Linked DNA regions of Homo sapiens: region 2 is linked to region 1. Evidence: read pairs that join two places in POLR2A ChIA-PET (ENCODE). Cell type or tissue: PC-9. All regions are shown on one strand. Links, peaks and the distances in the headings refer to the core of each region. The heading gives the core; the rest is flanking DNA.

Region 1 (16,459 bases), core at 5,280-9,279:
ATATGAACTTATCCTTACTAATGCAAATAGATGACAAGATTAATATGTTATCTTTATCAGAGGGATTTGCATCTCAGCAAGTACATTCTTGAAATATGGTGATTTAACCCACGGCGTAATTGCTTACTGGAAGAATTACACACAACCTATAGGAAGTCATTACTAAGAAGAGTTCTTGGGTGTTACTCTGGCTCGGTGGAAAAGGTCATGATCAATTGGTGATGCCTGCAAAGGCATGGAGGGAGGTGCTTGGGGCTTGAATGCCATCCTGGACTAAGCTGATCTTCCCATATTTTAGAGCTGAGGAAACTGACTGAGGCTCTATCAAGGAAAAGTGACTTGCTCAAAATAAATAATTAGGCTTCAGAAGCAGCATTAGACTCTTGCTTTTTTCTGATTCACAGTCCAGTTCTTTTGCCCTAATCTTCCAACATACTGGTTTGGACCAAAGCTTATTGGGGGGAAAAAAAGAGGGGGAAGGAGAATTAACCTTCATGGAGCACCCACCCTAGACTGGAGACTCTCCATGAGATACTTTAAAAACATTTTCTTTTATCCTGTGAGGTGAGCAACATGTCTCCCATTTTACAGATGAGGAAGCCGAGTCTCAGAGAAGTGATGTAACTTACCCAAGGTCCCAGAGCCAGAGAGGGAAGCCTGACCTGACCTGGATCCTTATTCCTGCGTCTGGGGATGATTTGAACCCACACTCCAAGGCTAAATATTTGTCCACCCCACAGGTTCAAAAGTTGAGCATCCCTGCTCTCCCACCTACAGAACTAGCTGTGAAGGCTTGGGCAAGTGACTTCACTTCTCTGGGATAGATTTTTCATCTTTAAATAAGGACAATCAGCATACATTCCTTAAAGAATGTAATGAGGATTTAGTAAATTCGAGTACATAAAATGATGAATATCGGGTCTGTCCCATAGTAAGTACTCTTTTAATATTAGTTCAAAACAAACAAATCTGACACATGCGGCCTCACTCCAGTGCCCTGAGAGGCTAGAGGTGCTGGGATGGCCCACACAGGGCCCAGGGAGACGGCAGCCAGGCCCAGCCTCCCCGGAGCCTTTGCTCCGTGTTTTGGCACAAGGCCCGGGACTGAGGAGTCCCCATTCCTCTCTCCTGTCAACTCAGCAGAACAAGCTGTTTCAAGGGAAGGTGGTTCCCCTTGAGAAAATGTTCTCGCACGCCCTGGAGGCTCTTGCCCTGCACGTCGTCAGCGATCAGCCGGTACAGGGCCTGGGCCCCACCCTGCACAACCATTCTTTCAAAGTCTGTATCCTGCCAAGTCATAAAAGGTAGTGTGCGGTCTGGACAGCTGTGGTCTTCTAGCAGAACTCCCCTTTGCTGATGACTTTGAACCAACTTTGTCTCTGTGTGCCTCAGTTTCAGGCCCTTTAAAATGAGGTGGTAATGAGCTGTCTGTCAACTCTTTGGTAGGAAGGTTGAGAGAAACCACTGGAGACACTGCCTCTTCTACCTCATTTCCCATGCCTTCTGCAAATGTCTGCAGTCTGGCCTCTGTCCCCTTGATGCCAAACAAAACCGCCCTGCCCAAGGTCACTGTTGTAAATCTAAATGACACCCCTCAGCAGCAGTGGGAGCATTCTGTCCTGGTGTGTTCTCTGACTCTGTGGCCTCTGATTCCCTTCCTCCCCATCTGGCCACTTTCTCATTCTCCTCTAAGGGATCCTTTCCTTCCTTCAGTCCTTAAATGCTGCAATTTCTCCAAGGTTCGGTCCCCAATCTCCTTTCTCCTCACTCTGTATACTCCCAGGGTGCTTAATACCACAAGCCTGGACCGAAGTCACTCTGAGAGTATATGGAGTGAGGAGAAAGGAGGTTCTCCTGCACTGTGTATTCCTCATCCTCACCACCCAATCATCCAACCCGTGATCTGGATCTCAGAGAATTGCACGGCCATTCATTCAGTAAATGTGTAATAAACACCTTCCAGGTGCAGGTACTGTTCAAGGAGTAAAGTTTACAGCAAAGGAGAGGACATAGTCCCTGCTCTTATAGCACTTACCCTGCTTCTACCAAGATGTCCAAGGGTCTGGGGCTCCTTGTAACTCCCTTCTCCCTCACCCTCTTTTGCAATTGGCCACCAAGTCTTGCCAATTCTGCTTCCATAGTATCACTTGAGTTGATTCCCTCTTTTCTGGATGTTCTCATTGCCATGACTTAGTTCAGGCAACTGCTTCCAACCTGGTCTCCCAGCGACTCCAGGCTTGCCCCGTCCAATGCACTGTACACTGCAGCCAGAGCTATTTTTAAAAAACACAGGCTGGGCACGGTGGCTCACGTCTGTAATTCCAGCACTTTGGGAGGCCGAGGCGGGTGGATCACGAGGTCAAGAGATCGAGACCATCCTGGCCAACGTGGTGAAACCCTGTCTCTACCAAAAATACAAAAATTAGCTGGGCATGGTGGCGTGTGCCTATAGTCCCAACTACTCTGGAGGCCGAGGCAGGAAAATTGCTTGAACCTGGGAGGCGGAGGTTGAAGTGAGCTGAGATTGAGCCACTGCACTCCAACCTGGTGACAGAGCGAGACTCCATCTCAAACAAACAAACAACAACAACAAAAAAAAACCCCCACAAATCTGGTTATGCTGCGCCTTTGCTTAAACCCTCCATGAGTCCTTCCCATCACCTTAATGATGAAGTCTAAGTCTCTTAGCTAGGTAGATGTGTATCAGTCAGGAAGGAGTCTATCAGGGAAACAGAATCAGTAAGAGACTAGGATTCTATCTATCTATCTATCTATCTATCTATCTATCTATCTATCTATCTATCTTTCTATCTTCTATCTATATCTATCTATCTTGTCTATCTACCTATCATCTGCCTTATCTATCTAATTTATCTATTTATCTTATCTACCCACCTATCTATCAAATCTATATATAATCTAATCTATCCATCTTATCTCTCTTTCTATCTGTCTGTCTATCTATCTATCTATCTATCTATCTATCTATCTATCATCTATCTATCTGTCTATCTAGAGATTTACTTCAAGGAATTAGCTTCTGTAGTTGTGGGATCTTGCTAGACATTTCTGATATATGCAGGGCAGGTCAGCCAGTTGGAAACTCTTGGGCAGAGCTGAAGCTGCAGTTCACAAGCTGAATTCTTTCTCTCTCAGGGAAATCTCAGTCTTGCTCTTAAGGCCTATCAATGGACTGACTGAGGCCCACTCATGTGATTGAGGACAATCTTCTTTACTTAAAGTCAACTGATTTTAGGTATTAACCATATTCACAAAATACCTTCTCAGCACACCTGGATTAGTGTTTGGTTGAATATCTGGGTACTATAGCCTAGTCAAGTTGACACATAAAACTAACCATCCTAACAGGGTGCTTCTGGACCTGATTCATGCCCGTCTCCCTCACCTCTTTTCTTCCCACCTCACACTAAGGCTCAGTCACCCCTTGCAGTGTGCCCACTGGCCTTCTGCCACCTGTCCTTGCACAGGCCTAGAATATTCCCCACCCCTTTCCCGGAGAACTTCTAGTCGTCTTTAAAACCACTGGGATGCTTCTTCTTCAGGAAGCCTTCCCTGATTCCTCCCCACCCAATCCCTCCCACTCTGAGTTAACTGCATTGTCTCTGAGTTTGTAAAGCCCCTACTAATCATGTGAGATGGAAACTGCCTCGGGGGCTGCAAGGTCTGGCTCAGTAGCATGTGAACAGCTCTAGAACAAAAACTTTCTATCACATCACTCTGGTAAGCCCCACATGATGCAAATCCCAATCAGCAGCAATGATCTCATTTACTTGTGAATAAATCTCCCCTCCCTATTAGAATGAAAGCTCCATGGAGGTAGGAACTGTACCTGTCTCTTTCAGGGCAGTATCTCTCAGACCTAACTGTGCCGGGCACATAGTAGATACTTAATAAACGTTTACTGAGCAAATTAATTAATAGTTGTTTGAATGGATTCAACAATAAATGTTAATTAAGAATCTTCTAAGTTCTAGGCATTATTGGGGACCTGGAAATATAATTATCAAGAAGGACAAGGATGCCCATCAATGATATATTAGAAAGAAAATGTGGTACATATACACCATGGAATACTATACAGCCATAAAAAGGAACAAGGTCATGTCCTTTGCTGGGACATGGATGGAGCCGGAAGCCATTATCCTCAGCAAACTAACACAGGAACAGAAAACCAAACACAACATGTTCTCACTTACAAAAGTGAGAGCTGAAAGATGAGAACACATGGACACATGAGAGGGAACAACACACACTGGGGCCTATCGGGGTTGGGGTGAGGGGAAGGAGAGCAGGAAGAATAGCTAATGCATGCTGGGCTTAATACCTAGGTGATGGGTTGATCTGTGCGACAAATCACTATGACACACGTTTACCTAGGTAACAAACCTGCACATCCTGCACATGTACCCTGGAACTTAAAATAAAAGTTGATTTAAAAAAAAAAAAAGAGGGACAAGGGCCAGCTCTCATGGAGCTCACATTCCAAGGAGGGGTGACAGGCAGCAACTAAATAAACTTATAAGTGATCAGGATAGGGAAATTAAAAATATAATATAGCTAATTAAATGAATAAAGGCACAAATGAATAAATGAATAATTGGAAATATCTATCTTTCATCTATTATTTATGCATCTGTCTACCTACCTACCTACCTACCTATCTGTCTGTCTATCTTCCCTTTCTTCAGCAAGAAACCTACATTGGGAGAGGGTAGGAAGTAGCGATATGGACACTAGATTTGGATTAGGAATTAGAAAGGTCTGACTCCATTCTTTACTGGTAGTGTGTGCCTGGTTAAGTAATCTAGCCCTGAGAATCTAGATCAGTTCTCTTATCTGTAATATAGGATTATGGTAACTGCTTTGTTTCTCCAACAGGGCTGTCATATCACATGAGGCAGCAAACATAAATGAACTTGGTGACTTGGAAGCTCTGTACCAATGTTAGGGGAGATTGTTGTTGATATTTGCAATTGTTGCAAGCAGAGCACTTTAGCTCCACCAGTTAATTGCATTGTTTAGTTGGAGAGAACCAGAAAGGAATTTTGGCATGGGACAGACCTGAGTTTCAGTTCCACTTCAGCCACTGCATGTTGAGTTGTGTGACCTTAAACATGAATTATTTCATCTTCCTTGGACTCGGTTTTCTGATCTGTGAAAATGGGGAAAGTAATTGCCCCCATCTAATAAGGCCATAAGGCAACAGCCAGGTTTAAACAAGGTAATCTATGTCAAGTGCTTGGCATAGGGTTAAGCCCATAGGAAGAGCTCAGCTAATATTAGCTACTAATAGTCATTCTGTCAATCATCGGTGGCTGTTCGTAAATGGAGCCATTCATGGTTCAATTTCTCAAGTCTCACTTTTCTGCCAGGAAACTTCCCAAGTCTTTATGCACCAACACCTGTGATTATGCAAAACCACAATCAGCGTTCATATTCCGAACATAAACAAATGGAGAATTCGCCCTTCAATACTCCCCCTCCCCATTTTTCAAAAAACAGTTTCTGGAACATAGAAAGATGAACTCTTCATTTCTATAGAAAACAAGTGTTCCTGGTTTTATAATCATATAACCCTGAAACAGTTATGTTTTTTCATGTAATGCATTTTAGAAGTTCCATAAAGGAGTCGTTGTCAAGAGAAAACACAGCTGGTGCCCAATTAGAGAGGTGAACGACACTAATGGACCAGCAGAACTCTTAATTAAGCTGGACCACAAACTGCAGGAGAGATGGCGGGTGGGAAACTGCAGTGGCCCACACACTCACGCAAAGGAATGAATGGGAAGGGCATTTAAGCTTTTAAAAGCTGGCTTTGCAGAGGCCAACACCTGATTTTGACTCACTCTGAACTTCTTTCTCTTCCTTTTCCCTGAGAAGCCTCAAGCTCTTTCACTTCTATTTGGGCATCAGTTTCTATCTTATTTGTCATCAGCTTCTGCGCTGGGAAGATTCTGAAAGTGGACTGGAGAGCAACAACTTCAGGAACATCTCCAGGGACTGCCTGTCTGCATTTCTTTCCTGCAGCACTGCTCTCTTTAGACAACTCCTGTCTCCCTCAGCAGTACCCCACTCACATCCAACTCTTGCTCATTTTTCCCATTGCTGCTGTCTTCTTTGCTCCCTCTTCCTACTGTGCCCTGTAGTATCCCCGTATTGTGCCAAATATACTCCACTTAAAACCTCACCTCTCTGCATGCCTTTGTCTCTGGATCTGAAGTGGAACCTGTATACTTTGCTGTCCCCATGGAGATGGTTTGTTTTTTCATATTCCACACACCTCAAAGCCAAGAAGCAGGACTGAGCTTCTTTTATGTCCCCTAATGCTACCTACACCTTAATCCTCTACCCTCCTGTGAAACAGATACACCTGCTGCCACACATTTGGTAATCACATCTGGAAAGAGATGCTGGATCTGCCATGCACTAAGAGAAGGTGTGTGTGTCTATTTGCGAGGTGGTATGAAGCGGAACAGAGGTTCTCAAAGTGCAGCCTTGGGACCAGCTGCTCAATGATCACCTGGGAACTTCTTAGAAATGGAAATTCTTGGGCTCCACTCCAGACTGACTGAATCAGAAACTCTAGGGGAGGGACCAAACATCCTGCTTTAACAAATCCTCCACCCCACCCCACCCCAGGCAATTCTAGTGATTACCCATGTTGGAAAACCACTAGTGCAGCATTTAAGGGTATGGGTTCTAAAGCTGGTTTACCTGAGTTCAAATCCCACTTGCGACTTACACTAGTGATGCCACGTTGGCCAACTTACACAATTCCTCTAGGCTTCTTTTTCCATCTCGTAAGATGGGAATAAAAATGGTATGTCCCTACAGGACATCATGAGATGACTGAAGTAGCTATACACCTAAAGTGTTTAGGACAGTGCCTAGCATGTAATAAGCTCTCATGAACTGTTAGCTCTTATTATTATCATCATTAGATGGAAATCAGAAAAGACCCTGGTCCTTGGGTGTTTGCATCTCTAGTCCTCCTGTTTGCTGTCATCTATGACGGGTAAGTGGCCCCCTCAAACCCAGTGCTTCTCCAGCTTTCCACGGTAGAGGCATGTGGACCTCCACACACACTTTTTTGAAATCTTATATTTTATTCCCAGGTTTGGCTATTAAAACATTATTTACAAATCTCATGTCCTGGTAAAATTTATAACCCAAGAAGCTACACTGTACTTCACCAGGGGCTTGTTGCATCCTTCCAGACCCCCTTTTCCCCAAGACTAGAAGTGTGGCTCCCTCTTTCCCACCTTCGACCTCCTCAACTCCAGGGACCTTTGCTTTATTCCGCGGCAGCCACCTATACTCAGAGCCGCACCCAGCTTTCATCTCGGCTGGCTACTGCTCCACCTTTGAAATCTCAAATAGCTGGGTCTCACTCTGACCCCTCCCTCTTATCTTTTCAGAGCTCTCCTCAGACTGACTCATTGACCTCCTCCTGAATTCCAGACTCTGAACCCCTTTCTCTGTTCCTTCCCAGTCTTTCAAACCTTATTGGTTTCTCGGATTTGCAACTTGCCATACCTCTTCCCCCTGCCACATTCATGGATGCATGGAGCAGGAGCAAGAAATAGACCTTTGTGTCTGCAGCCACCTAGAATTTTTTTTGTAATTCCTGTAGTATGACCTGGCTCATCTTGACTGGGGCACCTGCCTCTTAGGTGCATCTGAAGACCAAAGAGGTCACGTCTACAGAGCACTAAGCCCAGTGCCTGGACAATAATAACTGCTCAAGAAACATTAGCTGTTACTCTTACCCACCAAAATCACAGGGGCCACACACTGCCCTGTAATGTGTTTGCAAATTCCCAGTCAGATCCCTTCTCCTCTATGCAGTAGCGATTCCTATTATTTGTCATCCCACCAAACCTTCAGCCTTTGTAGAGAAAATAGAGGTAATCAGGTAGGAACTGTCTCAATAATTCTCACTCAAATTTATCTGCAGGTTTCCTTTCTGATCAATTTCCTTCCTATTTTAGAAGCAGTTGGGTATCTCCTGACCATAAGAACTGGAGGACAGACAGTGGGGTGACTTCTAAGACCAGGAAAGGTTGAACATTCATTCATTCATTCACTCATAAACCCCTGGGCCCAGAGAAAGCCCAGGTTTGAAGATTGAGACCTAAAGGGACTGCTATGCCAGATCTATTTTTCTTTCCCAAATAGTCCCTCCGCCCTCCTTATGCTCTCTTTTGTTTGCCATTCTCCCTCCCCACCAGGTACATGAGTAGTCAAAGCTGGGAGAGGGGGAGGACTGGACTGAAGCTCATGAATTAGGCCATCCTGTCACTGTCCCGGGTTTCAGGGGGAAAGGGAGAGAAGGCCAGTGAAGATCTTTAAGGAAAGCCTCAGGAAGGAGGTAAAGCAGGGACTATCCTTCTAGAACCTCTGTCGACTCTCCTGGCTACGTGAGCAGTTGACGTACGTGCAAAGGAAGGCCTGCATGCTTCCCCCTCTCCAGACAGGTTTCTCTGGAACCCCAACAGACAGACAGACAGTGATCTTTCTCCTCTCCAGACATCCTCAGCCGCCGCCGCTGACTCAGCCTCCCCGCCCTCCCCGTGGGTGGAGTAGGTAGGCAGCCCAGTCCCTGGGGTTGAAGCTGTAGGTGACATAAGGGCAAAGTCGCAAACATCTGCAGATATGAGACCTTTGATTTCTCCCCAAACCCCAGAACATTCACAACTCTGTCTCCTTTACCTGTCAGTCAGCCCCACCTTCCAGTTCCAAACCCAGACAAACTTCAGTTCCTTCTGTAGGAGATTGGAACACAGTGTCCCTGGAGGCACAGAAGGCCCCAGTTGAAATGACCTTTGGGACTAGCTAGCATTCCCTTTGAGGAGAAACAGGACTTCCCACCCATTCCAGAAAGGTCCAGGAGTCCTGGCTACAACATCTGAAAAGAGAGCAACTGACATCCCGGATGACTTACTTGTTCAGCACAGCAGACACAGCACCTTGGGTCTATAAGAAAATGTTTTCTTATAGAATAGTAAGATCTTTGTCTTCATGTCAATGTAGTTGTAAAGTATAATTTTACGCACACACACATACATGCACACTTTTCTGGAGAAAGGAGTCCACATAGGCAAAATTGCCTAGGGCCTGTGAAAATCATATTGCAGCCATGCTCATATCACCTCTCTAGGACTCAGTTTTCTCTTCTATAAAATACAGATCACAACACTTTCCACACCATTCCACCTCCAGTTTCACCAGTGTTCTGCCTGAACATCAATGACCTTAACATTTTCAGATTTGAAATGTTTGGAAGCCCCCCACATATACAATATGTAACAGCCAGATTCCTTAGTGTTGCATTTGAGGCCTTTCACTGTTTTCCACTTGGAGCTTCTACCTCGTACACAACTCTCCAGCTAGGAACATCATAACTCGTGCTGGTTGTTCTCAGAACAGGCTGAGCCTTGAGTTCCAGCGTGTCTTTGCACACTTAAAGCCCCTTTGCTTCAAAAGCATTCCCCTCCTCTTCTCTGCCGAATGGTCTCCTATGACAGCACAGCTAGCGAATTTGCAGCATCCAGTGAAAAATGAAAATGGGGGGCTCCTTGCTCAAAAATCGTTGAGAATTTCAAGATGGTAGAGCAGAACATTCAATCATGTATGGGGCTCTTCTGTGCTCATGGCCCTGTGGGCCTGCCCATGAAGCCATCTCTGCCTACTCCTTTTCTGAGATCACCTCAAATGTCACCTGATCTTTGAAGCAGTTTTTACTCTCCAAGACCAACAATAGGAAGACACAAAACGAAGCACTTCTTCTGTTCCAGGCATCATGCCAGGTGCTTTACAGATAAGGTCTCATTTATTCCTCACAACCACTCCATGAGGTAGGTAGTATTATGATCCCCATTTCTCTGATGGGTAAACTGAGGCTCAACAAGCAGTTGACAGAGTTGGCATTTAAACTGAGGGCTGCCTGAGCTTAGAGCTCATGGTCTTACCTATCAGGCTGCACCAACCCTTTCCACCACATGGTCTTTCAGTCTTGCTTCTGCTCTCCAATTTATAGAGACCCTAGGCCCGGGTCCTGTTCCTTTAGTCTCTGGGTATCCACCCCCTTAGCATGTCTGGTCCCCAAATACCCCAAGAGGCCAGTAGCTTTCCCAGCCTAGAGTACCTTCAGGTTTCCCAGGAGACATATGTGGAATCGAAACACTTTTTCCTTTGGGAATTATCGGTCATCCCCACATCCCCTGTGTCCCCAAGTCCAGTCCATTTGGTTTCTTTAAAAGGTATCTTGAGCCCCATGCCTCACTCCCAGTGCCAGTGTTAGCTCAGGCCTTTTTATCCTCTGCTAGACCTCAATGTCCCCTTCACTAGCCCTTCTAAATGCAGGCCTGACCATGTCACCCCTTCTTAAAATCCTTCAGTAGCTCCCCACTGCCCTCAGGTCCCTTAACCTGGCACACAGGACCCTGCCCACCCCTCGACTGGAACCCTCCCACATGATCATCACTAATTAATTACTTACAATTTCCAGAAGGAGTCATGTCTTGTCATGCTCCCGTGACTGTGCACATAATGTTCTCTTACCAGGAATCTGATCCCATAACACTTGGAAAACTCCTCCTAACGAGCCGAGGCTCATTTAGCATCACCTCTTACAGGAAGCCTTTCATAACTCCTGGCTCTTCCAAAGGCTGAGTTCCCATAACGTCCAGGCTTACTTCTGGCCCATCACTTAACTGTATTTATCCCAATTGGGCTGAGAGCCCTTCGAAGGTAAAAACTGTATCCAAGTCACCTCTGCATCTCCAGCCTCCAGCATGGGACCTCTTTGGCAACTGGAAGCACACAGTAGGTGTTTTCTGAGTAAAATCTATAGATGAATGATGTTCACCTGTCTGGCGTCAGGGATGCCCTTGCCACATCCGGGGGACAGCTACATCTTGGCAGCAGACAGAGAACAAACATCCAGGTGAGAACAGGACCACTGAGAGCTCCAGAAGGAAGCAAGATGGATGGCTTGATTACCTGATGTGCTTGAAGATTCTGAGAGCAGACTTAAATTTCTCACTGAGGGGAGAGGGATGTGTGTACCTAGGAAATAAAGCTAATAGATTTTTTTTTTTAAATGAGGCAGCAGTTTCAGTGAAAAGAATAAGTCATATAAAAGCAAAAATTTAATCATGATACAATATGGCTTAGCTGTGATTTATGTGGTCACAATGCTATAAAAACTAATCTAACAAAAGGAATGTTATATCTAGATTGGAAAGTTGGGAAAGGTAAAGTGTTTCCATGACAGAAGAGAGCTAAGTCGTTCTCTTTTGTAATGGAAAGTCAGTAGGCCATATAACTAATGAAAAAATTAAGAAAGAGACATGTAGACATAATATTTAGAAGCACGGACTTAAATACTGGAAGAAATATTGAACAGTGGCTGTCTCTGGGTGGTAAGATTTGGGCGTGGAGGGAAATGGGGCTGGGGAATGGGCTTTGTAGAACTATCTGACTTTTTGAACTATGTACATAATATTGGTAAGACACAAGATTAATTTTTAAAATACTGCTTGTGGTTTGAAGGCAGGAAAGTGTTGCAAGGCAAGCACGTCTGTCCAATCAGTCTGACTAATCTCCCTGAAATGCCACCTTGGGCATTTCTTCAGAGCCCTCTCAGGCCCAGGAACTGGACTGGGCTGGTCCGCCTTGCAATGCCCTCTGTGGCCTGGCCCCACCCTCCATGCACACGCCCTTTGCACCTCATTGACTGGCATCCTGCCATTTCTCCTGCAGATGCTATACCTCTTACCTCTAGGCTTTTGCCTAGGCTGTGCTCCTGCCTCTGTGTAATGCCTTTCCTCAATCTGCCCTCCCAGCTCCTTCCTCCAGCTGCCTGGGACAAGTGTGTTTGCTTTACCCCAGGACAGCCCTGCATTCAAGGGAGATTTTATTTGCTGCTTTCCCCTGGGCCTTTCTGTCTTGGCTCACACAGTTTGACAAAGTAAGAAGCCCTAGCAAGCCATGTTGCAGGCTCACCTCTTCTGTCTCATAGTTGAGGGCCTCTCTGAGTCTGTATCTTTGTCTGGAAAATCGAGATCTTCAGGCCTACTTGCCAGGATGTTTGTGAGAGTAGGTTGATGTGATGTTTATCAGAGATCTCAAGATAAACATCCTATTTCCAGTCCTCTCTTCTTTTGAAAAATCTCTGCCTGATAGCAGCTGTAGCTGCAGCAAGAGCTAATATCTATAGAATGTTTACAGTGTGACAAGCACTGCACTAAGTCATGCATTGTTTCATTTAATTCCCACATGACCCTCATTTTACAGATGAGGAAACAGAAGCTCATTGAAGGCAACTTGAAGGTGGATCTACATGTCCCTCCCCCACATTAGACCACAAGAGGCTCAAAGATAGGGAGAAATGCACACTCATGTTAAAGCTGCATTATTCACAACAGCCAAAAGGTGGAAGCAAGACAAGTAAGTGTCCGTTGATGGATGAATGGATATACAAACTGTGGTATATACATATGATAGAATATTACTCAGCCTTAAAAAGGAGGGAACACGCTACACATGGATGAACCTTGAAGATATTATGCTAAATGAAATAAGCCAGACACAAAAAGGCAAATAATGTATGATTCTACTTATATGAGGAGGCTAGAGTAGTCAAGTTCAGAGACAGAAAGTAGAATGGTGGATGCCAGGGGCTGGGGGAAAGGGGTCCAAAATTTTACTTTGGGAAAATGAAAGTTTTGGAGATGGATGGTGGTGATGGCTGCACAGTGCAAATGTACTCAATGACACTAAACTGTAATTTTAAAAATGGTCAAAATGATACATTTAAGGTCATGTATATTTTACCACAATAAAAATATTCTTTTTTTTTTTTTTTTTTTTGAGATGGAGTCTTGCTCTGTCACCCAGGCTGGAGTGCAGTGGCACAATCTCGGCTCATGCAACATCTGCCTCCCAGGTTCAAGCGATTCCCCTGCCTCAGCCTCCTGATTAGCTGGGACTACAGGCACCTGCCACCACAGCTGGCTAATTTTTTGTGGTTTTTTTTTGTTTTGTTTTGTTTTGTTTTGTTTTGTTTTGTTTTTTAGTAGAGACGGGGTTTCACTGTGTTAGCCAGGATGTCCCAATCTCCTGACCTCGTGATCCACCTGCCTTGGCCTCCCAAAGTGCTGGGATTACAAGCGTGAGCCACTATACCTGGCCAAAAACATTCTTTTTAAATGTGGTTAGAGACAGAAAGTAGAATAGAGGTCACCTGGGGCTGGGGGGAATGGAAGGAAGGTGGGTTTTTTTGTTTAATGGGTAAAGAGTTTTTTTGCTGGGGATGACGAAAAATTTTGGATGTAGATAGAGGTGATTCACACTACATTGTGAATGTGTTTAATGTCCCTGCATTGGACAATTATGAAGGTTAAAATGATAAATACTATGTTATGAGTATTTTCCCACAATTAACAAAAAATGGAAGGGAGACCCTGTGCCTCTTTGGTTTTTCTGGACCTAGAGGCTCAAGCGGGGTCTGGCAGACAGTAAAGGTTTACTTGAGAGCATTTGTCAGTTTGAATAGGCTTTTGTTGGAAGGCTGCCCACAGGAAAAGAACCTGAATAAGAAGGAACAAGATCAGGATTCCCATCCTGACTCAGTTTTTTGGCTAATTCTAGCTTCCCCCTGGTCAAAAGTTCCATGTATATATGGAATCCCCCAAGACAAAGACTCGACTGTAGTAACATAGACAGCAGCTATTAATCGCTAGGCTTTTTACATACACATAACTGTAGCCAACAATTATTGTATACAGTCATTGCCGCAGGGAAATTGGTTCCAGGACTCTTGTGGATACCCAAATCCAAGGATGCTCAAGCTCCTGAGATAAAATGGGGTAGTGTTTGCATATAACCTACACACATCCTCCTGTACACTTTAAATCATCTCTAGATTACTTACAACACCTAACACAATGTCTAGACATCACTTCACTTGTGTGGATTTAACATAGTACTTGGTACATGGCAAATTCAAGTTTTGCTTTTTGAAACTTTGCAATTATTTTTTTCCTGAATATTTTCAATCTGCAGTTGGTGCAATTCATAAATGCAAGACCCACGGATCCAAGAGGCCGACTGATACTGTTCTAAGCACTTTTCATGCCCTACTACAATACCTCTGGGATTGTTACTATTATAATCCCCATTTTGTAGCTGAGAAAATGGAGACTTACATTAACTAACCTGGGAGAGGTCAATAGCCAGGCTGCAGGGAGACTCAGATTTGCCCCCAGATGGTCTGGTTTGCTTAATGATCATGGTACTTGCCTTGACTCTACTCTGATGGCCCCAGCCTTTCTGCATTTCCTCCAGCCCCGCTCAGGAGGGAAGGAGAAGGCCCTTAAAGGGAGGAGGGAAGTTAAGGGCTTCCGAGGCAGGAGGCTTCTGAGGCAAGAAGGCATTAATACAAGATGAGGTTCTCAGGTCCCCAGCAGAGCTCTCTGCTGTCACCCATGTCACAGAAGCAGGGCAAGTCAGACTGGCGAGATGGGCTCCACATTGGTACAAACACAGGCTTGGGCATGGATCAGGATGATTTGGTTCAAGGGCTGGCCCAGTATTTGTTGGTCACGTGGCCCTGGACAAGCTACTTCACCTGTGCAATCCTCTGTGTTCTCATCTGTAAAGTGGCGACAGCAGCGGTATCCATCTCACTGGGTTTTATGGGGATTAAATAAATTAGTAAACGTAAACCTGCTAGTGAGAGTGGTGCCAGGCATGGCAAGCCCCACTAGCAGAGAGCTAGGATTGTGCTTGCGAACTTCCTGGAGTGATGTTGGGCAACTTCTCTTTCTCCCTGAGCCCCGCTGATCTCAGGTATGAAACAGAATTTCTAAAACTAACTCCACAGATTTGTTGTGAGGATTAAATGAATACTGTGTTTTGTATTAGTATCTGTTTATAAAGTTAACTTGTTCTCAAAAGTATTTAAGGTGGCTAACAATACAAGATTAGTTTTAATTTGAAAAGAAATAATTTGAGACTAAGAGAAAGGGGTGGTAAGGAAAAAGAACACCTACTATGTACCCATAAAAACTGAAAATAAAAAGAATTAAAATTAAACAGATCTTTAAAAAAAAAAACAGAAACAAGATCCTTTTTAAAAAGCCCTGGCTGCCCTGGCATGTATTAGGCACTCTATAAATATTTGTTATTATTTTCCCGGCTGTAATACCTGGTCCCAGTGGTTCTGGCTACTTGAGATATAGTTAATTTCAGGCTGATTTAGCATTAGGGTGACAGGGAGGATGGAGGGTATTGAAATGTACTCTTCCTGGCAAAAGGAAAGTGGAGATGAGCTTTGAGGATTTGAGTCCCATCTCTAGCTTCAGAGAAGTTCAGACTTTATTTACATTACACCTTGGGCTTCTGGGTACAATTGCAGTTGATGGAAAGGTTCTACTCAAAGAACAAAAGAAAAGAAAGACAAAATAGGAAAATAGAAGAGAGGAAATATGCTGATTACTCTAATTCCCTGTTTACAGAGACTATACTGAGACCCAGTAAAAAAGGGAGCTAAACACAATTGGCTGTTTATATTTTTTTGAGGTTCTTCATAGGGAGAAATCCGCTAGTCACAAAATTAATCATTCATCAAATCATCTTCATTCAGCAACACTTACTGAGCACTTACTATGTGCGTGCCATTGTCCTAGGAACCAAGCTATGAATTAGACACATTTCTGCACTCAAGAAGCTCACAGTCTAGAAGTGGGGTCAGAGTGAAAGGTGCTACCCCAGGGTTGCAGTCCATTGATGGGGAAGTCAGCCTAACTTGAGGGGTCCAGAACAGCCTTACAGAAGAAAGCCTCACAAAAAAGAGGATACTGAGTTGTATCTCGAAAGAAAAGCTGGGTTTTGTCAGGGAGCCAGTATAGAGAGACAGAGGTTCACCCCATTGCCTAATCTCAGCACTCCCTGCAGTTTCTGCCCTTACTTGTTAGTCCTTGTTTAGCTATCTTTTCTGCCAGTCTGGAACTGATGTGTGGGCAGGGGCCTTGTCCATTTGCCCATCCTGTATCCAATGCCTCTAGCACAGGAGAAGGAAAGAAGAAAGGAAGGGAGGAGAAAGGGAATTCCAGGCAGAAGGAAGAGCATATGCAAACATTCAGAGGTGGGAAGTAATATGGTTCTAAGAAATTTGGGTTGTTCTAGATGGTTCTGACCACAGCAGATGATTTGAGTTAGATCAGACATTGAGTGTCTTATTTCATTTTGTAGATGATAAATTGTGTGTCCTGATTCTGGATTCAGAAAATATAACACTTTTTGGTGGTTGGTACTATTATGGTAACATTAATGCCCATGGAATCTGGAATCTCAGATTTGGAATGATGAGCTTCAGGGCCCTTCAGGTATATCCACTCATGCAACAGACCATGAATAGTGTACCATGAAC
Region 2 (16,459 bases), core at 5,060-9,059, 120 kb before region 1:
CTTCAGTTTTGCTTAGCAGTAGTCCTATTGGTTCCTGTCTTCCCTTGATTCCCTCTACTTTTACAGACTTTTTTCAGAGCCTTCATTTCAATGAATCCTAATGGTGTGTGTGTCTGTGTATTTGTCCACACTCAAGGTCTTTATCTGGTACCTACAGGCACTCAGCAACTACCAATTGGATGAATTAGTGAATTCTTAATGATTATCAATAATTTCATCTCACACACACACACATACACACACAGAGAGAGAGAGAGAGAGAGAGAATGAGAGAAATCATAACCTTTGGCTTATTTTACTTCTTTTTTGAGGGTGTTAATTTTCAAAACAGAATCGCTAGATCCAAAGTTTAGCAGCAAGTTTCATGCTTGTATTACCAGCTACCAGATTGCTGTGTTGCCTCTGTTTTATGTAAGCAGTAGTTTTTCTGATAACACTTGTGTTAATTATTTATAACATTATAAGTAATTAATCAAATCAAGGAGTGTTTTCTCTTCCTTTTTTTCTGGGTGTCAATATTCTTTCTATCCCAAACTCTAGTTGTTTCCCTAAAGCCATCAAATAAGAGGTTTGTCCTCTGAGTTTAACCAGAGAAAAAGAAATGGGCTGTTCCTGCTCTCCACCCTTTGCAATTTCTGTGATGATGATGATGATGATGATGATGATGGTGATGATGATGATGAAGGTAACTATAACAACCCTGTGAGAATATTAATAACCCCATTGACAGATGAGGAAACTAAGGCCCAGAGAGATGAAGTGATTTGCCCTCAGTCACACAGCTAGATATTAGCAAAGACAGGATTTATATCTGGTTCCATGAGACTCAGAACCTGGCCTCTTTCCACTAAACTACACTACATCACTCCCCACGTGGAAGTTCAGGGTCAGGAGCCTGGGGAGCAGCAGGTCTGTCAAGTTCTGCAGGGCTGAGCTGTTTATCATTGTGGAGGACACTCATCACTGTGCTAATTACATTAATTGCTGCCCACTCTGTGGCTAGGTGGGTGGCTTAACAACACCTAGCAACGTGGTAACGATGCCTGGGCCTGTCTTTATGCATGAAAACATCTGCCTTTTTTTTTAAACTCCTTCCTGTGGTGTCCAAGGATAGTAATTACAGGTTCTATTGGTTGGGAGTTAGTGATTCTCTACCCTGTAGGGAAAAGGTCAAGACTATGAACTTTGCCCTCTAACAGCCTTTTTACTGGAATCGGGAGGGAAACCGAAGATTTATTAAATATCAACCCTGTGCTTGACATTTTATTTAAGGGATCTTTTATAATCCTCATGATTCCTCAAGAAATAGGAATTATATTATTCTTACTTTGTTTATGAGAGTACACAGTCACCATGTTGGGGTCACATAGCAAGCTAGGAGCAGGTGGGAACAGGCTTAGAACTCAGGACTATCAGTGGACACATTTAGTCTTCACAAATTTATCTACACGACAGCATCTCGTAACAGAAGACAGTGTCTTTCTAATGTTTAGAACTGAATTATAGTGAGGCCGAGTCTGTATTTCCAGAGAACAAGCAAGGCATTAGGAGCTGGTGTTTTGTGGAGTTCTCTATTGGTAAAGGATGAATATTTGAGATGTCAGCCTTCCGACCTCCACTCCTTCCCTTAGTTTCTGAAAGAAATTAACAGAGTTTTCCAGTTGATTTTTAAATAAGTAATTTCAAGACCACCTCTGTCTACTTGTTGGGAATGGACAAGGTGGCTTTGGCAATTCATCATAATTGGGTAAATGACTTAATTTTCAGAGGCTCAGATAACAGACGATAATTTAGGAAGTAATTGACTTTGGAATGTTGTGTATTCATGTACTTTAAGGGTGTGCCCATATCTATATGTGTAGGTATATATGTCAATAAATGTGTGGTGCGTGTGTGTGTGTGTGTGTGTATTCTTCAGGAAGACTTAGAGTAGTAGTGGACTTAGATGATTTGGTTCCTTTTATACCTGCCATTTGTCTATAAATAAAGTTTAAATAAAGTTTAGCTTGTATACTAAAGCTCAGAACAACTACATCATATGATGATACAGGGTAGTAGTTAAGATATATGAAGCTAGGCCAGGGTTTGAATCTTTTTTTTTTGTTTGTTTGAATCTTGGCTCGGTCACTTACCAGCTGCTATGACTTGGGCAGGTCACTTAACCTCTCTGGCATCAGTTTTTTCATTTCTAGAAATAGGGATGATAACAATTCTCATCTCATGAGGTTCTTCTATGCCACGGAGGCTTTTGAGACAGGAACTATGTCTATACACTTTTCTGCACTCAGCCAGAATGAGGTTTGGAAGGAGCAGGCTTTGGACTTAGATACTCGATTCTGATTCCAGCACTCCCATATTGGCTGTCTGACCTTACAGAAACTATATACCTTTTCTGGACCTCAGATTCCTCATTTACACAATCAAGGCTCCTGATTTCTACCTAAAATGATTGCGATACCACAAGGTGGGACCCATGAGACCTGGTGCAGCAGTAACACACAGGAGGGATCCAGCGAAGGTTGGTTCTTTTTCCCCTTATTCCCATCCTAGGGTCTTACATTTAATAATTGGTGACTCAGTTCTTGTTTGATATGTAAAATACATTCTTTTGTCTCATACTCCATTTTTCCCTCTTTCCACTATTTTCCTTCTCCCTTTTCATAACACTTTCCTTTCTTTTACCTTTTTGGTCAGCTTCTATCTACTGTGATTGAAGCCCTCTGTCCAGGTCACCAGCCATTGTCTCCTGGATTGTGGCAGCAGCTTTCTAACTTGTCTCCTTGCCTCTATCTGTCCCTGTTGTTTCATTCTCCATGCAGGGCAGTCCTTCTGTAACCTGAACCAGACCTTGCTGCTCCTCTGTGCCACTCCCTCCGGTGGCTTCTCATCACCATGGCCTGCAAGGCTCTGTGTGACCTGTCTTCTGGCACTCCCTGACCTCCCTCTTAGCTCAGTCTGCTCCAGCCTCAAAGGCCTTCTGGCTGTTACTGGAACATTCAAGCACATTCTTGCTTTGGGTCTTTTATAAATATATACATCTGTCTGTGTGTATATATATATATACACACACACACACACACACACAAAAACACACACATACACACACATATATACACACACACATACACACACACACATATATAGTTCTCTCTTCCTCCAGATATCTGTAGGCTTCATCCTCTCACTTCCTTAGGCCTCTGCCCACATGGCACCATATCAGAAAGGCCTTCCCTGATGACTTAATATTAAAAAAAAAAACCCAAGCACTCCCAGTCCTCCGTTTTAGTTTTCCTCTTTTCTCTTATCAGTGGCATATTAGACACTTATTCATTTACTTATTTATTTTCTCTCTCCCCTGAGCAGCACGTGACCTCTATAAGAGCAGACTTGGTTTTGTTTTCTGCTGTGTCCCCAGAACCTGGAGCACAGTAAGTGCTCAATAAATATTTGCTGGATTTTGTGAATGTGTGTGTCCCCTTTATGAAATGGCACGGAAGAGCCTGCACTGACGCTCCAGGTGATTTGGGGCCTGAATGGGTCACTGATCAACTTTTATCTTAACCAGACCAGGGTGATGAGGAGAATTAGGTGGCTGCTCAGGGGCCCTTCACACACATACCTTTGGGACCAACGCTGTTTCGTCTGCAGCAATGGCGTGCCTGGCTTTCATGCTTGTGGTTTGTACCATAGTTGTGATGTTGTCTAGAATTCCCATGGCAGCTTTACAATATGATTAATTTTGCTCATATAGATACATATCGATTACGGATAAAGATGACTCAAGGTTTAAATTTAGCCCCACCACAACAAATTGAAAGTCACAGGTGTGCTACCTAATTGCTCCCAGACTATGAAAACAAAAGCACAATGTCTGCCAGCACTGAATCACTCTTCTCCACCCTTTTTCTCCCTTCCCTTCATGTTCTCTGTCTTAATTCTGTTCATGTCGTAAACCGTGGTAGCTTAGAAAAGTGAAAAATAACATCCGGAGTCCAAAGTTCCAGTCCTGACACCACCACTTGTTTACTGTGAGATCTCAAGCATGTTACCCCACCTCCCTGAGCTTCAGTTTCCTCTTTTGTAGAATAGACCTACTTGAAAACAGGTGCTCAATAACGTGTTGAATGAAAGATGCCTAAGTGAGACAGCATGGGTAGAATGTCTAGCCCAGGGTGAGCACTCAATAGATGCTAGTCACCGGCCATGCTAACTGATGCACCTGACTGTGCTGTCTTCATGAACTTTCTTTGGCTTTGGTTAACCATTAGGATAGGCAACCCAGCTGAAAACAGAGGATGGCTCATGACAAGGCCTTTCCTAATCAGTCTCTCACAAGGGCTTTTATGGAGGCCCTACTATGCGTACAGCAAGGTGGAAGATTCAGGGGTGGGTGGAGCATCAAGCCAGCGAGAGGCATAGTTACTGCTGCTATTGGTGCCCTGTGGCTGCTGTAACAAATGACCACAAGCTTTGTAGCTTAAAGCCACAGAAATGTATTCGCTCACAGTTCTAGAGGGCAAAGCATTTGAAATCAAAATGTTGGCAGGGCCACGCTCCCTCCAAGGGCCCTAAGGAAGAATCCACTCTCTGCCTTTTGCAGCTTCTGGCGACTCCTGGTGTTGCTTGGCTTGTGGAAGCACAGCTCCGTTCCGCGCCTCTGTCTTCACATGATCTTCCCTACTGTGTGTCTCTGTGTCTCAAATCTCCCTCACCTTTCTCTAATAAGGAAACCAATCATTGGATTTAGGGTCTACCCTAAATTCAAAATGTTTTCATCTTGAGATCCTTAACTTAATTACATCTGCAAGGACCCTATTTCTAAATAAGTTCACATTCATAAGTGTTGGGGTTTGGGGTTTAGGGTTTTGACATCTTTTTTGGGGTCCCAATTTAACCCAGCTACAGTGGCCTCCAGGAATTTCAGATTAGGGAAAGGAAGAGCACACACAGATGAACAAAAAAAGTTTCAAGTAGAGTTTGTAAGACAAATCTTATTTGAAGGTGGTTAGTAGGGGGTTGATCCATTAATTTTTTGATCCAGAAATATTCACTGAGCCCCTGCTATGCTGGGTGCTGGAGATAGAAATGAGGAAGCACAGTCTCTGCCTTCAAGGAGTTCACAGACTGCTTCAATGAACAGAGAAATGGACATTTATTGTTGAGCATGGTAGGAGCTGTGGTAGAAGTAGACCCCTGATGCGATGGGCATTAGCAGGTCTGAGTTACAACCTCGGGGCTGGTGTTCAGAGAGGGCTTTCTGCAGGAAGTATTATCCCTTCCAAGGCCTAAAGGTTGAGGGAGTAGGAGCTGGCCAGGCCCAAGCGGGAATGGTTCTAGGAAGAAGGAATGGAGGAAAGACAGGCTGGCCTGTATAGGTTCTGCACTATGTAGGGGGCTGGAGAGGTGCACAAGGGATCAGATTGAATGGGATGCTGAAAACCACAGAAAGCTATGGAGAGCCATAGAAAGACTGTAGGGAGGGGAGTGACATGACTAGATCTGTATGTTAAAAATAAAAATTGGAGAAGGTCTTTTGAGAAAAGTGATTTTCTAATAGAATTTTATTTGATCCTTTTTTTAAAAAAAGAAGCATAACATATATACAGAAATGCATACAAGTCATAAGAGGTGCATTTTGATGAATGATTACAAAGTGAATAGCCCTGTGTATATACTGCTTAGGTTTTCCAGATGTATAGGTTGTCAGAGTACAGGCAGAATAGAGGAGAGATGGCCTAATCATTTGGAATTTCTCTTCTTTGTCCTGTGGAGAAATGGCTTTCATAACAGAAAGAATATGGGATCTAGGGTAGAAAGGCTCAGTTTTGAGCTCTATATCTGGTATTTCCTTTTTGTATGATCTCAGGCAAATGGCTACACTTTCCTTATCCTCAGTTTCACTACTGAGAGTGGACTAGCTATGTCTTCTTCACTAAGATGGTGTGCAGGTAAAATAGGACAAAGCTGGTAAAAAGCTCTCTGCATTATGCAAAATAGTTGCCCATATAATTCTAAAATTCCAATCTGTCTCAGATATAGACTGCTTCACTTTATCTTCTTCCTTCTTTATATGACATTTTGACAGATGAATGAGGAGGGAAGGAGGGGAGGGAGTTTCTCTTTTTGTAATGCTTTTTTTTTTTTGGTTTTGTTTTCCATTTCAAAATGCCAGCCACATCTGGAGTGGCTCTCCTATACCCTTCTCTGTCCCTACTCTTCCTGCTCATTGCTGGCCATCTTACCCAACCAGGCCCAAAGAGGCAGGGGAAGGAGGGCGGGAATGAGGGCATGAAAAGAGCTTCGAGGTGAAAAGAAGTCCCTTCGTCTTCCTTGAGGGTCCCTGCTGTCCCCAGCTGTGCACTAGGCATTTGGGATGGAGGTGGGGGGATGTAGATGGGAAACATGCCCTTCACTTTCAGTGTGATGTCAAGTCTGTTGAGGCAAAATGAAAACAGCCTAGGCCGAGCGCGGTGGCTCACGCCTGTAATCCCAGCACTTTGAGAGGCCGAGGCGGGCGGATCACGAGGTCAGGAGATCAAGACCATCCTGGCTAACACGGTGAAACCCCCTCTCTACTAAAAATACAAAAAAAAGTTAGCCAGGCATGGTGGCAGGCACCTGTAGTCCCAGCTACTCGGGAGGCTGAGGCAGGAGAATTGCGTGAACCTGGGAGGCAGAGCTTGCAGTGAGCCGAGATCTGGCCACTGCACTCCAGCCTGGGCAAGAGAGTGAGACTACGTCTCAAAAAAAAAAAAAAAACAAAAAACAAAAAACAGCCTAATAGCAGAGCAAGACCAGCTAAGGTCAAAGTCTTAGTGTCAGAGGCAAATAGCCCCAAAGGAGGCTGGAAACAGAAGAGACCACTTCACTGGGTAAAACACCTACAGAAGGTGAGCTCAGTGCTAGGCTCTCCCTTCTCTCCTCTCATTTCAAATTCTTGGCATTTTATGCAATAAATATATTTAAGCACCTATAGCATATCAGACCATTATTTTATACACATTGTTTTATTTGATCCTCAGAACAACACTAAAAGCTAAGTATTATAATTACCATCTTTTGGAGGAAGGGGACCAAGATTTACAGATTTGCTCAAGATCACACCACTGTTAAAAGAAGGAAATAGCTTTGAACCCACACCCATCCAGTCCCACAAATCCTGCTCTTTCCACTCTGCTATACCGTTCGTTGAACGTATGTGGAAGGGAGCCACGCGCTTTATCGGGCTGCATCACATTGCATGCATTTTTAGTATATGTGTGCACATGCCAACAGGCATGTGGGAATCCTGCTGGGTGAGTTGTAATGAGGGCGTTTTGAGTGGCTAGATGCATTTTTGCTGGTGAGGCCTGGCTCAAGGAGAACAGGAAAGGAAGCATACAAACCCAGTGTGTGGGAGGCTAGTCACACGGTGTGAGGGCTTGTCCTTGAACAAACTATTGGGAAATGGGTCTGTTAAGCCCTGGTGAAACTTTACTTTACTGGGGGGCCCCTAGGTTTTTCCATGACTATTTGATTTCCAAAGCATAATTCATTCCCAATTCTTGAAAAAAAAGAAAAAGCAATATTTGTTTAGCACCTCCTGTGTGCCAGGCATGGTGCTTGGTGCTTTACATATGTGACATCATTTAATTCTCACAAACCCTTGCCCATTAGTGCCACTGTTCAGCCCAGGAGACAGATTCAGGAAGTTCAGGCGATTTGTTCAAGATTCTTCAGCTGGTGTGGAGCAGCACTGGGGTTCCTGCCCTGTGCTGTTCAACAGCAAGTCACACTGGCATTTTAAAGTTATTGGTGGGACATTCTGTCTTTTAATATAGTTGTAAATTATCTCTAATCATGAAATAGGATGACAGCATACTGATCCTTCCTCTCCTCTTTTAGAAAAAGAAAGGCATTATCTTTTCATTCCTGAGTAACTAAGATTCTTTGCCCCAGAGGTAAAAATCTCCACTCCAGGTTACTCATGTGTCATTGTCCGGAGGGTACAATTGCTACTCTTGCTTTCGTTTGGCCCTTTTTCTTCTTCTTTTCCTAAGGTACCTGGCCTCTTTCAAGATATCTCTCACTCCCCCATACCCATCACTATAGTATAAGGCTGCTGAGGTGGCACCAGCCATGATAAGGAAGGCAGGGACCTGTGGCCTGGATGAGCCTGTAGTCAGAGAGACCTGGTGTGTATGGAGTCTAGAGGGCCCTCTGAGGTTTGAGATAGGCCTAATAGTCTCCCAAAGACCCCTGGTCCCTGCTCACCTAGTGCCATCATAGAAGGGAAAAGATGTTCTTGGTGTCACTGGAGAACATTTGGCTTTGGAGATAAGTGTTTGGGCCACCAGCCCCCTTCAAGAATATATAGCAATTATGAGTGTCTGGATGGACCTCATTTTTTGCACTGGGCGGATAGATTAACCAAACCTCCCAGAAGTGGAATGAATAACAAAGAGAAAGGTCTTTGCAATTCTAGGGCTTGTCCTTTCACATCTCTTTTAAGGCTTGTGAAAGCAGCGAGCAGTGGGGAGGGAGATGGGTGGAATGGGCATTTGTTAACGAGGAGAAATCCTGAGATGCTTGGTTGTGTGACCTGGGGTTGGGAAGCCACTCCACTTCACATCTCTGAGTCTCAATTTTCCCTTCTGCCATTTGGCAAAGGGAATGCTTCCCTTCCTCTTCCCCTGCCCCAGACGGCTGCTGTGAGAATGAGATGAGAATATGTTTAGGGTTTTGGAGTGATGTCCGAACTCAGAGAAGGTGCTTAGGCCAAAGTCAAGAGGCCTGAGGTGTACTCCAGACTCTGCCCTGAACTCAGTATCTCTTCTTTCCGGGGCTTCCTTTCTATAAAATGGGGGAATGAGGGTAGCTTTCTTTCTTTTTTTTTTTTTTCCCTCAATGGTCACTTTTGATTCTAAATGCCATAATGCCATGACTGTTTTCTCAAAGTAGAGGATTAGATGCAACTTTTAGGAGATAAATGGATCATTTAATAGTTACCTGTTCAGTCATTTAACAAATGTTTAATGAGGACCTACCACATGTCAGCCACAGTGCTAGGTAATGGATAGAATAACAAACAAAACAGACGTAGCCCCTGCCCTCATGGAACTTCTAGTCTAGTATAAGACTGTTTGGAAGAACTTCCTCATCTCAGATAGTTGAAGAAGTTCCAGGGCTCCAAGGGGAATGTCGTTAGTTAAAAGAACAATGTCAGGAATGTAATAGGTGCTCAAATATTTGTTAAATGAATAAATCAATACAAGCACCTGAAGGAAGCTCTTGCAGTAACCCTAGAGTTAGGAGCAGTTCTTTGGAGTCCAGAAAGACTGTGGGAGCTCTGGCAAAGGGTGTATGTAATTGCTAAATAGTTTGTTTGTTGAGACACCTGTGGATGGGAGGATCTGCCCCTACCTGCCTGGTTCTCAAGGTGGCCACTTACTGGGAACAACGATGGCTTCACTTGCCAGGTCTTTTCCCCAGAGGTGGAGCCCATGCAGATGCTGGAACTGAAGGGGGGAAGGGAAAAGTGGCCAGGGAAAAATGCCAGTGTTTGTATGACATTTGGGCTAAGCCCAGAGGACCCATAGAGATTGTGGGGTCTCATCTGTATCCTGTCAGAGGGGTAACTGAGGCCTAGATGGGATGTGAGGTCACAAAAGAGTTGGCTCCAAGCCATGTCAGGAGGCTGGATGGGGAGGTGGAAAGAACCTGGGCTTAGGAGTTGGAGAGTACTTGGGTTTGAAGGCTGTGGATCCTTGGGTAAATCACTTAATCTCTCTGAATCAGCTTTCTCATCTGTTGAAGAGACATCACAGTGGTGGCATCTGAAAGATGTCATGAGGTATAATGTGTCTTGGACACCTAAAATCAGGACCCAGGACTAACTATAGACCTGATAATCAGTATTTATAATTATTACATTATTAGGACCCAGGTCCTATTTCTGTGCAATGTTGAAAGATAGTGATAAGAACAATTTAGATCAGAACTTACAAGTTTGCATGATCTTCATTATAAATGAAATAGTGAAACAATGCTGAGCGGATTTACAGAGGCGTAACTCATTCATTAACCAGCTTAGACAGGCATTTTCCCCCCTCTTTGGGATTGGTTTTCTCTTCTGTTAAATGGGGATAATTTTTATGCTCAACCTCTTCTCATCCATCTATTAAACATTTATTGAATGCCTATTAGGAGTCATAATATGCTTAGTGCTGAGGACACAGGAAGAGGACATAGTTCCTGACCCTAAGGAGCTCATTACCTAGTGGGACACTATTAAACAGATACAACACAGAATAGTATGTATAGAGCATGGTATGTAGCAGGGGCCTATTCCTGTCTGAGTGGACAAGGAGGCTTCCTAGAGGAAGCAACATTTAAAGCTGAGGGCTGAAGGATGAATAGGATTTAACCAAGTAAAAGTAAGAAAGGAAGTGGGGAGCTGGAAAGGGCATTCCAGGAAGAAGAAACTGCATGTGCAAAGGCCAGGAGGTCAGAGCGCACAGTGGATATGACGATGTGGCTAGCTGAGCATGTCTGTGCAGTGTCAACTTTGTTGTGAACACAGAGGGAGGCTACTGGGAAATTTTAAGCAAGAGAGTTGGAGTATGATCACATTTGCATGTTAGAAAGAACACTCAGGGTTATATGCACTTGAATGAAGTTTTATTATGGAGAGCAGTTGGAACAAGTCGATTCTTTCCTCCTCCTCCATCATCCTCCTCTTTTCCCTGTCCACATAACATGGCTCACATGAGATAAAATAACCCACACAAGCATGCCTTGTGTAATGTCTGCCACATAGTAGGTGTCCAATTATCATATAATTCCCCCCTTTTTAAATGTAGTTCCTGAAAGAGAAATCCCCTGGCATGAAGCACAAGTTGGGGCAAAAACGGTGAGGGTGTGGCTGTTTGTATCTTCTGGCTGGTGTTTGGGTATAGCCGACAGGATTTAGGTCAGAGGAAGTTCCCCAGACAGTTCAGCCTCAACCAGTCATCTGGGGTTTCAGGGAGGGCAGGTGAAGGTCATAATATCCCCCTATTTCAGGAGGCCACCCCTCCCCAGGATCCTGATCTTGAAATGTACCAGACATGGACCATTGCGTTAATTTGTCTGGGTCGGCTTCCTCATCTGTAAAATGGGTATAAGGTTACCTGTGCTGTCAGCCACATGGGGTTGTTGTAAGAAACAGAAAAGTGTGAACCACCACAAAATAATATAAGACTACATTAATTAATGGCTACCCTGGGCTGGGCCTTGTTCTGTGAAGTAGATATTATCAATTATCCCTATTATACAGATAGCAAAACCAAGGGTCAGAGAGATTATGTGAATCACCCACAGGCACAGAATAAGTGGCTGTAGCTGGAGCGCTGGCATTTTAACCACAACACTGTGACACCATGACTTGTTCTCCTTTGAAAACCACCTCCTGCTCCCTGAGCTCTTAGCTTGATGCAGTACTCCAGAAATGAGTGTAGAAAGATGGAAGAAGGAAGGAAAGGGGCAGTGTTTGAAGTCTGAGAGTCTTTCCAGATGCCTCCCTACTCCTCACCCCACCAACTCAGGGTCTTCTTCCAGATGCACTCTGGGAAATGGCTCATGGCATCCTCTTAAAATGACCTGTTACCTGACTCCTCATTAGATGGGGACACGTGGGGGAAGGGACTGTTTGGTTTGCGTTGGTATCCCCAGGGTCTAGTACAATGGCTGGCACTCAGTAAATGTTTGTGAATAAATTCCTCCTGTCATTGTCTGAATTTTCTGCCCATGCTGTCCTCTTGGCCAAGAGATCTAAAAGCAAACGAGCTGGGGCTTCTGGAAAGTCTTCCAAGGTCAGTGGATGCATGTGTGATGGAGGCCCAGCAAGAGGTCAGTGTGTTGCCCTGGGGCAAGCCTGCAGGATGGACCCAGAGGGCTGGGGTGGCCGGCTTCATCCAGCTCATTTTTCCCAAGGGATCTGGCGCTCACAGGCTGCACATAGAGCCCACGTGTTGTGTTGCGTGAGGACCCCTAAGGATTTGTTGAGTGGTCCTAGGTGCTCAAGTCACTGTACCTGCAGGGTGGCTTGAGCTGGGCCCACCTGACTGATTGGCTGGTCAATAGGTGGCCTGAGAACCAAAACTAGCCTCCAGCACATTGAGCAACCGGCTTCCTTCCTGCCCCGGGTCAGGAGCTGGGCCAGGGAAAGTGAAGAAACCTGTTTGGGGCCTCGGCAGGGTGGGCGTGGGTGGGGCCCTGCCGGGAAAAGAGGCGCCTAGACCAGTTAGTTTCCTTTGCTCCAGGACCGGATGCGGAGCCGGGACTCAGGTGGAGGCAGGAGAAATACGCACCCTGGGTGCACCTGTAAGTCCTCCAGGACTACATTGGTTTTGGCTATGACATGACCAGGGGCTCTGGGTCGGTGGTCACCGGGCGTGGGGCTTCTGGCTGCTAAATCAGGAGAGTGAGCGGGCCGGGCGGCGGCGAATGAGTTGACGGGTGGAGCTGGAAGAGGCTTTGGCGATCCAGCGGGCAAGCGAAGGACACCGCGGGAAGGGGTGGTACCCGGAAACGCAGCTGGGCAGTCGCGCCGCTCCCCTGTCCTCGCCAGCGCGCTTTCTCTTCCTGGCCCCTGCGCCTCCTCCGGGCCCCGCGGTGGCGTGAAAGGCGCTCAGGACAGACTTGTATTTGAATCCAAGCTGTTCCACCCACACGCTTTTGTTCTTGGGCGAGTGACTTCTATCTGACCCAGAGTTTTCCCAGACGAAAGTGGGAAGACGGTGCCTACCCCAAAGCGTCGTGGGAATGAAAGTCAATGAAGTGACATAGGAAAGGTGCCTAGCACATGGCAGGTGCTGAGCAAAGCGGGGTTCCCTTTCCCTTTGTTTAGCCCCAAGATCTCACTCCTAGCCCTGAAGTCGCGCCCCAAAGGCAGCCCCAGGACGGCGGGGTCTGGGAGGCAGGAGGCCTGGCCTGGCAATAACTCATTTGAATCATTTGATCCTCAAATGGGATGGGGGCGAGTGGGCGGATTCTGAGGCTGCCTTTGGAATGCGTTTCTGTGATCCTAGGAGGGAATTTCAATGCATTCTTCCATTCACGTATTTATTTATTCACAGATTCCTATCAGGCGAAGGCCGCCTTTCCTGGCCTCCCCCACAGGCCCGCCAGCGATTCGTCCTTACAAGGCTAGCCTCCACGGGCTGCCCTCTGTGTAAATAAAGCCACAGACTTCCGCCCACAGGTCGCCGCAGGTCCCGCCCGCAGCGCCGGGCCGCGGGGGAGGCGGGAACTGGTGCTACGGCCGCTACGCAGGCCTCGGGAGGCTCGGAGCCCGCCACGCCCCAGCCCTCTCGCAGGGCCGGGGAGCCACGGGGCCAAAAGGAGGAGCAGGTGGAAGAAATCCAGGCTCAGACCGTCGGAGTCCCCACCCATGAGCACCCTTCTCCACTGATCACTCAGAACATGGTAGGCCCTAGAGAGACAGCAGCCCGAATCTTCCCAGAAACCCTGCAGGAGATTCCTTCTTCCCATTTTATAGAAGGGAGGCTGAGGCTCGGCACGTTGAAATGGCTTGACCAAGGTCCCACAGGCAAAAAAATGGTACAGCAAGATATTGTAACCCAATATCTGGCTGCAAAACCCAGTCTCTCCCCAACCCACCTATCGTCACCGAGATTGTAAAACTTCTAACCGGGAAGAATCAAATACATGCACAACGGGTTACAGGTTAACAGACAGATGGGAGCGGAAAGGGACATTCCAGCGCTTCCCTGGGCGTGTCGCACAGGGCAACTCCAACCACAGGCGAATTTTCCTGGGTGACAGTTAAACTCCTTTTTGCATGAAAAAATACAGATTCTTATTAAAACAATAATCGATTAGACTATAAAACTCTCAAAGTTATTTCGGATCAAAATTATTTTCGGCTGTTTCCACACCTTTTTTTCTCGATTGTGCAGAAATTCTTCACACCGTCTGCACAGATGGGCAAACTGAGACCCGGACGAGTCCCATTGAGAGAGAGAGGCAGAGCCGGGGTTGGGAGAAGACTGAGATTTCTGGGATCCGGCTTGGGGTGTTTCCGCTGGGTGGGGGCGCCGGTTTGCGAAGAGCTTTCCTCGGACAGCTACTGCTGATTTTTGTCGCTCAGCCAGCCAAGTGGGGGCGATTCTGAGTAATCGCAGGCAATCAGCGCGGCTGGGGTTAAAAGCGAAAGGGACTCGCGGGCGAACGGCCGGGGAGGGCGGCGGGCACAGAGCCCAGACGCCGGCAAAGGCGGGGCGCCGCCGGGGTTCCCTCGGTGCGAGCGCGCGCGGCACTTCCTGCTTTTGCTCCTCCCTGCGGTCCTGCCGGCCGTTGTAAACTGGCGCTGCGGGCCACACCCGTGTTCCAGGCCCGCTAACCCACCGGCGGCCCCAGAGCCCCAGGCGGCCCCAGAGACCCAGCCTCAATCCTCAGTCCTCGTACAGTCCTCAGGTCCAAGTTCTGGCCATAGGAACGCCAGCCAGATCTGCAGCTCAGCTAGCTGAATTTCAGGTTCCAGAGACCTGGCCCTTTTCTTCCATGTAGGGGACAGTCAGGTTCTCTGGCCTGGGTTTTCTAAAAGTACCCAGAGTTGAACTACCTTCCACTCAGCAATCCCATTACTGGGTCTGTACCGAAAGAAAAATAAGTGGTTCTTCCAGAAAGACACATGAATCCCTATGTTCATCGAAGTGCTATTCACAATAGCAAAAACTTGGAATCAACCCAGGTGCTTGTCAATGGTGGATTGGATAAAGAAAATATGGCTCATACACACCACGGAACACTATGCAGTCATAAAAAGAATGAAATCGTGTCCTTTGCAGCAACATGGATGCAGGTGGAGGCCATTATCCTAAGTGAACTAATCAGGAAAAGAAAATCAAATACCACATATCCTCACTTATAAGCAGGAGCTAAACAATGGGTACACATGGACATAAAGGTGGACATGATAGACACTGAGGACTACTAGAGTTAGTGGGAGAGGGAGCAGAGCAAGGGCTGGAAAATTACCTCTTGGGTGCTATGCTCACTATCTGAGTGACAAGCTCAATTATACTAAAAACCTCAGCATTAGGCAATATACCTTTGTAACAAACCTGCACATGTACCCCCAATTATAAAATAAAAGTTGGGACGGGTGCAGTGGCTCACTCTTTTAATTCCAGCACTTTGGGAGACAGAAGGGGGAGGATGGCTTGAGGCCAGGAGTTTGAGACCCACCTGGGCAACAAAGTGAGACCTCATCTCTACAAAAAATTTAAAAATTAGCTAGGCATGGTGGCGTGCACCTGTGGTCCCAGCTACATAGGAGGCTGAGACAGAAGGATTGCTTGAGCCTAGGAAGTCGAGGCTGCAGTGAGCCATGTTCCTGCTACTGCACTCCAGCCTAGGCACTGGGCTGGACACCGTTTCAAAATAAAGTAAAATAAAAGTTGAAAAAAATATATAAAACAAACAAAACAACCCACACTTGACATTTGCTGACTATATGGCCTTGGGAAAATTACTTAACCTCAGTCTCAGTTTCTGCATCTGTAAAATGTGAGTTACTGACACTTACCTCATATAATTGTTGTGAGAAGTAAATATGTGCCTATCTGTAAAGGCCTAGAACATTTGAAAAAAAACTAATTAAATGCTATGTTTTGTTATTAGTGTTAGTTAGGCCTAGGTAGGAATCTTGTTTAGGCCACTTAAGAACTGGATGACCAGGCAGGTGTACTTTCTTCAGTTTCCCCACCTGGAAAAAGGAGTTTATTACACTTTATGTCACAGGGTGATGGTGAGGTCCCCATTATCCAGCAATTCCACAAGTGATGATGTTTGCAACTCTTACTGTTTGCCAGCACTGTCTTAAGCATTTGACCCTTATTAACTCATTTAATTCTACAATTACAGTATGAGAGAGGTATTAAGAGCATCCCATTTCACAAATAGGAAATTGAGGAACGAAGAAGTTAAATGACTTACCCAAAGTCACACAGCTACTAAGTAGGACTTGAATCTACAAAGTTTGGCTCCTTATTCCATATTCTTAATTCCTGCAGGATGTATCAGACACAATGCTAGGCAATGGGCATGCAGCCAGGAATGATACCACACACAGCTGCCTCCTCAACAAAGGCAAGGGGTTCCTTTCTGAGCTTATTGGCATTCCTTATATATGATTAAGCATTGCATGCATATGCTATATTTTATATAATAAGGTGGCTTGCACACCGTAGATATTCAAGATTGTTGGTTTCCCTCACTGTAATTTTTGGGGGTCCAGTTCCAAGTGCTTACATGGAATGTGGAGGGAGGTTAGGTTTTAAGTGATAGAGAAGTTGGTGTCTAATAGATGCTCCACATACCTAAGTTCCCTCGTCTGTGTACTTAGTGATCTTCCAGCTAAAGAGAATAAAACAGCACAGGCTTAAGGTTTAGACCTTTTAACAATAATAATAAT

What was found. ChIA-PET counts read pairs that join two places held together with the same protein. Peaks named below come from ENCODE experiments on the same cell type or tissue, not always from the same donor. Only the 100,000 strongest peaks of a DNase experiment are listed, where the experiment ranks them.
Region 2: POLR2A ChIA-PET joins it to region 1 with 16 read pairs; 4 of 35 experiments call an interaction of 5 or more read pairs at or near these places.

What each region holds. Positions count from the first base shown.
Region 1 is chr1:58,921,322-58,937,780 of GRCh38, forward strand. No RefSeq gene overlaps it. Among named protein-coding and RNA genes, the nearest start is that of LINC02777, 25 kb to the left of the region's middle. RefSeq lists enhancers at 622-1,123, 1,124-1,623. In PC-9, for the core only: no CTCF peak of the experiment used is centred there; DNase peaks (open chromatin) are centred at 7,400 and 8,560; H3K4me3 peaks cover 743 bases; H3K27ac peaks cover 2,609 bases.
Region 2 is chr1:58,802,171-58,818,629 of GRCh38, forward strand. The region is part of intron 1 of JUN-DT (JUN divergent transcript); the gene reads left to right. LOC101926907 (a long non-coding RNA gene) reads left to right here and starts at 12,270. Exons shown (of 2, transcript XR_246327.5): 1 at 12,270-12,342; 2 at 13,098-13,872. RefSeq lists silencers at 2,727-3,021, 13,192-13,391, 14,204-14,353 and enhancers at 11,758-12,754, 12,755-13,750. In PC-9, for the core only: no CTCF peak of the experiment used is centred there; no DNase peak of the experiment used is centred there; H3K27ac peaks cover 157 bases.